Linked DNA regions of Homo sapiens: region 1 is linked to region 2. Evidence: read pairs that join two places in POLR2A ChIA-PET (ENCODE). Cell type or tissue: B cell. All regions are shown on one strand. Region 1 overlaps HS2ST1 (heparan sulfate 2-O-sulfotransferase 1). Region 2 overlaps SELENOF (selenoprotein F).

Evidence for each region. Peaks named below come from ENCODE experiments on the same cell type or tissue, not always from the same donor. Only the 100,000 strongest peaks of a DNase experiment are listed, where the experiment ranks them.
Region 1: POLR2A ChIA-PET joins it to region 2 with 8 read pairs; 2 of 35 experiments call an interaction of 5 or more read pairs at or near these places.

What each region holds. Positions count from the first base shown.
Region 1 is chr1:87,043,233-87,047,232 of GRCh38, forward strand. All of the region lies in intron 1 of HS2ST1 (heparan sulfate 2-O-sulfotransferase 1), which reads left to right. It also overlaps the pseudogene LOC100421465 and the pseudogene LOC100421468. Among named protein-coding and RNA genes, the nearest start is that of LINC01140, 85 kb to the right of the region's middle. RefSeq lists an enhancer at 1,805-1,904. In B cell, no CTCF peak of the experiment used is centred here; DNase peaks (open chromatin) are centred at 1,799 and 2,959; H3K27ac peaks cover 1,092 bases.
Region 2 is chr1:86,878,728-86,882,727 of GRCh38, forward strand. It overlaps SELENOF (selenoprotein F), which reads right to left. Exons shown (of 5, transcript NM_004261.5): 3 at 1,935-1,998. Among named protein-coding and RNA genes, the nearest start is that of SELENOF, 33 kb to the right of the region's middle. In B cell, no CTCF peak of the experiment used is centred here; no DNase peak of the experiment used is centred here.

The DNA of each region.
Region 1 (4,000 bases), 160 kb after region 2:
GGGAAATAATCTAGATTTATTTCATCAGAATTAGTCCTACATTGATTATTCTGGGTAAAAAATAATAAATTATGTAAGTTTAAGAACTATTAAACTTTTAAGATTAACAATGTAGAATACAGGATCATTTTGTAGGTGGCTCTAAATTAAGCCTTTAGATTGAATCATTTTATGAGACCAAATAATCAGTTTAAAGTACCTTATGCTTTACCTGATTTAATAATCAACAAAACATTTTATTCTAAATTTATTGTAAAGCAAGATAGTAATTGGATTTTTTATCCCCAAGAATCAACTGCTGGAGGTATCTTGTTTACTATATTCATGTAGCCAGAAGTGAAAAGTAACTGAAGACTTTATTGTTACAGTCCTGTCTTATATTCTATGTATGTCTGCACCCTGCCTTAAGTGTGGTTGTTTGGAACCGAAATAACATCTTTCTTGTTGGAAAATATGGATGTATATGTCTTATGTGCATTAACAATGCTTCTGAAACATGACCTTACTAAATATATCAAGCCTTTCCATATATCAGCTTTAGTATTTATCAATAAATATATACAGGAAGCTATGAAATATATGTATAGAAATAAATATTTAATATTTAGTTGGGTGACTATATTTGTACCATATTTTGTGAGAATAAATTTTCTTTGGATTATAATAGTAATGTTTATTTTAGAAAATTTAGAAAAATGCTTTTGTATTTGAAGTCTCAGAGCAAGTAAGGTAAAATGCTGTAAAATTTATATAACCATTGAAATGTTAGGCTCACAACAAATCTTTGATAATCTATATTCAGTTCAGCAGGCCAAGACACTGGGGAGGAGAAAGGGTCTGTGGTAGTAAATACTAGCACTATTTAGTCACATAATTTTGAAATGCGGCATTATTTTTGTTATGTAGATCTAGAAAATAGGAAAATAAAAATCATTAAATAAATAGCAGTAACAGTACCGACATTTTTGGACATTACAGCTCTACCAGTTCTTAGCTTTCTAGTTGACACCATTACTATTTATTTATTTATTTAATTTTGTAACAAGAATGCAGATGCCATTTATTTGGTCCATAAGTATAGCCATTGAGTTTTACAAAACATCAACTATAAATAACCTGAAACTATAACAATACACAAAAATTGGCTTCATACACAGACATACCAGGCAGTACAAACTGAAAACGTGAGTAAATTAACATTGTTTTACATTAATATACATAGTGCCATTTAACATTTAAAAACAAGTTTCAATACATAGCATTTGATACTTCTTTGAATCTGTTTCAGTCAGAGTATGAAAATGGTTAGAGCTAGGCTAAAATTAATTTTTCTAGCCAAAAATAAAGGCATGATATTTATAACCAGGTATCAACTTAACCACAATATTTTGAAACTGTTAATGATACCTAAGGGTATTTACATTAAAAAGGCAACATGCATTGTGTTGTTTTATCTCATGACTGGTTATGCACATACTTTGTTCAAAGGGTTTTTAAAGCTATATTCCTACTTTCAGTATAGCATACTGCAGTGTGTCTAACAGTTCTAGCAAAATGAATGCTTTCAGAGGGAGCAGAATCATTTTCAAGTCACTGGTGTCCATTTTTTCCCCTTTGGAACAAAGGACATAACAAATAATCTGGTTCTGCCTAGATAAACTAAGTAGTAAGAGGGCTCTGTTTAGAGGCATTTCTGTTCAATCTAATGCTATGACATCATCCAGCTCTTCCTTCTGTTCTATACGTGACCTCTTTGCACTGAGATTCTCTTTCTCGTCTGATTTCCTCTTGCGGCTTCTCTCTTCTTCACTGACGTCAGCATTCTTTGAAGAATCTTCTTCATCCGAATCAACTGTGAGAACATCATCTTGCTCTTGAGCTGTGGAGGTGGAAGGCTGACCTCCATCATTACTGCCATTGGTTATGCTTTTGGCAGCATCTTCAGCTTGTTTTGGCCCCACTTTTTCTGGGGCATCACCAACACTTCAAATTCAACATCCTTTCCTAGGTCTTCACTATGAAGGATGTTGATCAATAAAGTATAGTCCTGGAGGAAGTAATCTGCTTGAAGCCAGCTGCAATTTCTCATTCCAAATTCTGACAACTTCTTGTGATTATTAGCTTCTGTCTCTCCCTTTTCAGAAGATATTAGGATTGTTCCTTTCCCATCTTCAATTTGGACATCTGGTGCTACCATAGCAAATTTTTGTTTCACTACCTTGTCTCGTAAGGTGAGAACAGTCACTTTATGGACATTCAGCCGTACAGTCACCTGGCTTGCTGGCACATATGTAACAATTGGGGTTGGGAGGATCCAGTGCACAAGGCACAAGAAACTTCTTTCTTGGATTTGCTTGTTTATTCAAAACAATTGTTCTGCAGTGGTCTATTTTTCCTGATAAGATCTTCAATCTTTCCAATACTGTCAACCCAGCAATCACTGCATTAGTAGTAGCAATAGCAGGAATAATATTCCCTGCCACTGATTTGATATCAAATCTACTCTTCATATTCATACTGAAAATATGCATCCTGAGGTTTGTAGCAGAGGTAACAAAATCCATTGCATATGGGTCATCCTTATCCCATGTGAGCTCAGCTCCATCCCCCTTTTCTGCTAAATGAACTCTCAGAGTCTCAGTGCTGTGAGCTCCTTAAGAACCTTGTGCTCACCGGCTTCTCCCACGTCGACCTGATTGATCTGGTTACTATTGATGTCAGCAACCTCAACAGTTTTTGTTTCAAAAGAAACATGTTGGAAGATCAAAGGCACAGGTTGCCAGGGAAAGTGCACTGCAGTTTTACCTGAAAGCTAATATGGTTGCCTACCATGACAGCATCATGAACCCTGACTATAATGTGGCATATTTTTGACAGTTTATATTGGTTATGAATGCTTTAGATAACAGAGCTGCCCAAAACCGTGTTAATAGAGTGTGCCTGGCAGCTGTTGTTCCTCTTATTGAAAGTGGAACTGCTGGGTATCTTGGACAAGTAACTACTATCAAAGAGGGTGTGACCAAGTGTTACGAATGTCATCCTAAGCCAACCCAGAGAACCTCTCCTGACTGTACAATTTGTAACACACCTTCAGAACCTATACATTGCATCTTTTGGGCAAAGTACTTAAGAAGTATCTCCTGACAGAGCTGACCCTGAAGCTGCCTGGGAACCAACAGAAGCCAAAGCCAGAGCTAGAACATTCTAATAAAGAAGGTGACATTAAACGTATTTCCACTAAGGAATGGGCTAAATCAACTGGATATAATCCAGTTAAACTTTTTACCAAGCTTTTTAAAGATGACATCAGGTATCTGTTGATAATGGACAAACTATGGCGGAAAAGGAAACCTCCAGTTCTGTTGGACTGGGCTGAAGTACAAAGTCAAGGAGAAGAAACGAATGCATCAGATCAACAGAATGAACCCCAGTTAGGCCTGAAAGACCGGCAGGTTCTAGATGTAAAAAGCTGTGCATGTCGATTTTATTTATTTTTGAGATGGAGTGTAGCTCTGTTGCCCAGGCTAGAGTGCAATGGTGCGATCTTGGCTCACTGCAACCTCCGCCTCCTGGGTTCAAGCAATTCTCCTGACTCCGCCTCCCAAGTAGCTGGGATTATAGGCACCCACCACGCCCAGCTGATTTTTGTATTTTTAGTAGAGACGGGCTTTCACCATATTGTCCAGGCTGGTCTCGAACTCCTGACCGCAGGTGATCCACCTGCCTTGGCCTCCCAAAGTGCTGGGATTACAGGCACAAGCCACTGCGCCCAGCCTATATGTTTAACTTTTTAAGAAATTGTCCAACTGTTTTCCATAATGGTTGTCTCATTTTATATTCCCACCAGCAGTTCATGAGAATTCCAGTTACTCCACATTCTTGACAAGTCTCGGTATGACCGGTCTTCAGTTTTAGCCATTCTTACAAATTTTTGTGTTATCTCATTGTAGTTTTCCTTTTATTTTCTCTAATGACAAACGTCTTTCATCTTCTTATCTGC
Region 2 (4,000 bases):
GTTTGGTATTTGTAATTACTGTATAAATCAACAACTCTCCATGTTCTATTTCAGAATATCTTTAAGATGGAAATTCTGAGGGTGGGAATTTAATAATGGTTTTATCACAATTATAACAACTTTTCACGGGCTCAGAAAATACTGGTATTATACATAACAATATTAAATACAGTTACACATTATGGAATTAATAATTTTTATTTTAAGCAAGTAGATAATTAAATATTTACACAAAGCATTAAAATTCAATTGTTTTCAAAAGGAAAAGACAGTATGATATATATACCCAAGGTTTGATAATTTACATAAGAAATATATATTACGGTAGATAATAAAATCTGATATCATAACTAGGAAGGCCAATCACAGTATCTAAGCTACTCTTGATTCTCATGAAAATCTAAGTTATAAAATGTTGTTTTTAATAAAACAAGTAAGTATAAATAATCAATGCAGCTAAAAATCAATTGCTAAAACTTTCTAGAAATAAGAATGCTCACACTATCATTCAGAGAATGGATATAAAAAAGCCAAAACAACTGTGGTACAATTCTGAGTTTAAGTGTTTGAGGCAAAATAAATAAATAAATAAATCAGAGTAAGAAATTTTTTTCCCAAGCAAAAGTAAATATCTTCTTTGCTACATCAGAATGTGTTATTCTAACAAAGACTGTTTTTGATTAGATATGTATCTGCTTTGGGCCTCATTAAGTATCCCAAGTCAAACTACTATATTACATTTCTGTGCCAAATGATCAATATTTTATTATAAACAATTCTAGGTCAGCAATAAAAAGCATGTGCTAATACAGGCAATGTTATAAAATATTAAATCCAAAAAATTCTCTTGCCATTAACTAAATAAGGCAAGAAATCACGGGAATGTCAGCAAAAATCGAGGTAGAATGAGGTATGTAAATTGAATACTTATGTATTTCAGTTAAAAAAAAGAGAGAAAGCGTTATTACCTTCAGACAAGTTCAGTTTCATAAAACTGATTTTCAAAGTGACATGCAAGACAAAAGCCTTAGTTCAAGCCTTTCTTGGCAATGCAAAGCTCCTCATTACTATTGGATGTCAACCCAAAGAATATACCTTCACAATTATCCTTTAACATGTTTACCCAAAATTCCCTGTGAAGATATATACATATGACTTTCTCTCTTTTGTATTTCAAATTCTTTGGCAATTACTTCTTTCCTTGGTGATTTGTTATTTTGTACAGGTCTACTCTTAATGCAATTGTTCCACATAAATCAATTCACATTTAAAATAAACTACAGCGGTGTGCTACTTAAAGAAATTACACTTACATCTTGGAAAGGCTCCTGCAAAATTCCCACCCGGCAAAGGAAAGGCTCTTCTTTTAAGAAAATAACCCCTTCATGTGTTGTATTTTAAATCTGAATTTCTTTTTTTTTTTTTTGAGACAGAGTCTCGTTCTGTCGCCCAGGCTGGAGTGCAGTGGCGTGATCTCGGCTCACTGCAACCTCTGCCTCCCGGGTTCAAGTGATTCTCCCGCCTCCGCCTCCCGAGTAGCTGGGATTATAGGCACCCGCCACCGCGCCCAGCTAATTTTTGTATTTTTAGTAGAGATGGGGTTTCACCATCTTGGCCAGGCTGGTCTCGAACTCCTGACCTCGTGATCCACCCACCTTGGCCTCCCAAAGTGCTGGGATTACAGGCATGAGCTGAGTGTGACCCACCACGCCTGGCCTCTAAATTTCATATATTGTGTTTTTTTTAAAGTAACATAGCATTCACCAATTACTTTAACAAACCACTTCCATGAAAACAAATTGAAAAAAAAGCATATATTGTTAAGAAAGTATAATCCTAAAAATTCTTATTCCTGGGAATATATAGTGAAAACGATTCACATAAAATGTTGATTTTAAATGACTGAACAGTTTACTGGAGTAAATTTTATATACCTTGGACTTGAGGGAACCTTCCCAATTTTCATCCACAAACTTCAAGAATAGCTCCTGCATACAGCTACAAAAGGAAAAACAGGAATTTAAAAAACTGGTATAAATTAAAAATGTACTTATAAAATAAATATAAATTTTCACAGTATAAACATTACAGTTAGCAGATATATAGATCAAAGAAATGTCAAAGCTGGTTAGCCAGACAGGACCATGTAGTTCCAGTCTAATGGAAGAGAAGATGGAGGCCCAAGTATAATAAATGGTAGAGAAACTTCCAACCTACTTCAATTATTCTTAAACCTAGCCAAAAAGACCGAAGGAGATAAGGAGATTTGACAATAAACTTTAAATAGGTAAGATGTCCTAGGAAGCGCTACAAAATATTAAAGGTTTCCTACCTTTTTTTTAGGGTGATAAACTGAATATAGGTATATATCATCTATCCAAGATAGTTACTTAATAAAAATTCTTTCTGGTGGCTTTTAATATTAAGTGATCAAAGTTTTAAAATTAAAACAATCGTTATAGAAAGTACTATGTGGAGATATTATAAGAAAAGCAGTAAAATCTCATTATAAAGAACTCAAATGCAAATATTTTCCTTTAATGAAATTTAGCTGAAATGGATTCAATGGTAAGTATCTCTTTTCTAGCTATAGAACCTGCACATTCTCTTTATAGTAAAAGCTCATTATAAAAAACTCAAATGCAAATATTTTATTGCAATGAATTCAGCTGAAATGGATTCAATGGTAAACACCACTTTTTTTGTAGTTGCAGAGCCTGACTATTCTTTTTATAGGGCAGGAATATACTTGGAAATGCTGTGACCATAAGAGAAGGCTGGCAATTTTAAGAACGTATCATATCCATTTCATTTCTTCTTGGTTTTTAGATTTGTTTTTTATGGAGGTTCAAGAAAGATGGACTTTATTTTTTCAGGTTCTAAAACAGCATTTACTTAATTAAAAACAACAACAACAACAACAACACATGCCCTATGCATGTTTATTTAAAATAGTTTGGAAAATACAGAAAGGCATAAAGTAGTGATTAAAAAACTACCTTAATGTGACCTAAAAAGACAATGATTCTTAACAGTTTGATGACTTTGGGCTGGATCAATTCTTACGTTTTTGGGGAGTCACTGACCCTTCTGAGAATCTGATAGAATTTCGCTTTAATGCAGGCTGTTCATGGACTCTGAAACCAATGATGGATTTCAGATTAAGAATTCTGATGATCTCTAAGGGTCACTGCAGCAATAAAACTTTAAGAATAGGTTAATTTGGCCAGGCATGGTGGCTCATGCCTGTAATTGCCGCTCTTAGGGAGGCTGAGGTGGGCGGATCACGAGGTCAAGAGATAGAGACCATCCTGGCCAACATGGTGAAACCCCGTCACTACTAAAAATACAAAAATTAGCTGGGCGTGGTGGCGCATGCCTGTAATCCCAGCTACTCGTGGGGCTGAGGCAGAAGAATTGCTTGAACCCAGGAGGCGGAGGTTGCAGTGAGCCGAAGGTTGCAGTGAGCCGAGATCACGCCACTGCACTCCAGCCTGGCAGCAGAGCAAGACTCTGTCTCAAAAAAAAAAAAAAAAAAAAAAAAGAAAGAAAGAAAGAATAGGTTAACTTAATTTTATGCAATAAGTTGCTTTTCAAAAAGATATGGCTAATCTTGGTTAGACAACTCCAGAAAAAAAATCTTGAAAAATATAAGGCCATATTACCAATAAGCTAATGAAGGGATGGTCAATATTACTAGAGATTAGGGAAATGCATATCAAAACCACAATGAGATCCCACTTCACATCACTGGGATAGCTATTATTAAAAAAAAAAAAAAAAGAGATGAGGATGTGGAGAAATTGGAACCCTTGTACACTGCTGTTGGGAATGAGAAGTGGTCCAGTGGCTACAGAAAATGGAATTGCAGTTTTGCAAAAAATTAAAAATAGAATTACCATATGATCTGCAATTCTACTTCTGGGTATATACTCAAAAGAAGTGAAAGCAAGGCCTCAAACAGATATTTATACACCCATGTTCACAGCAACATTATTCA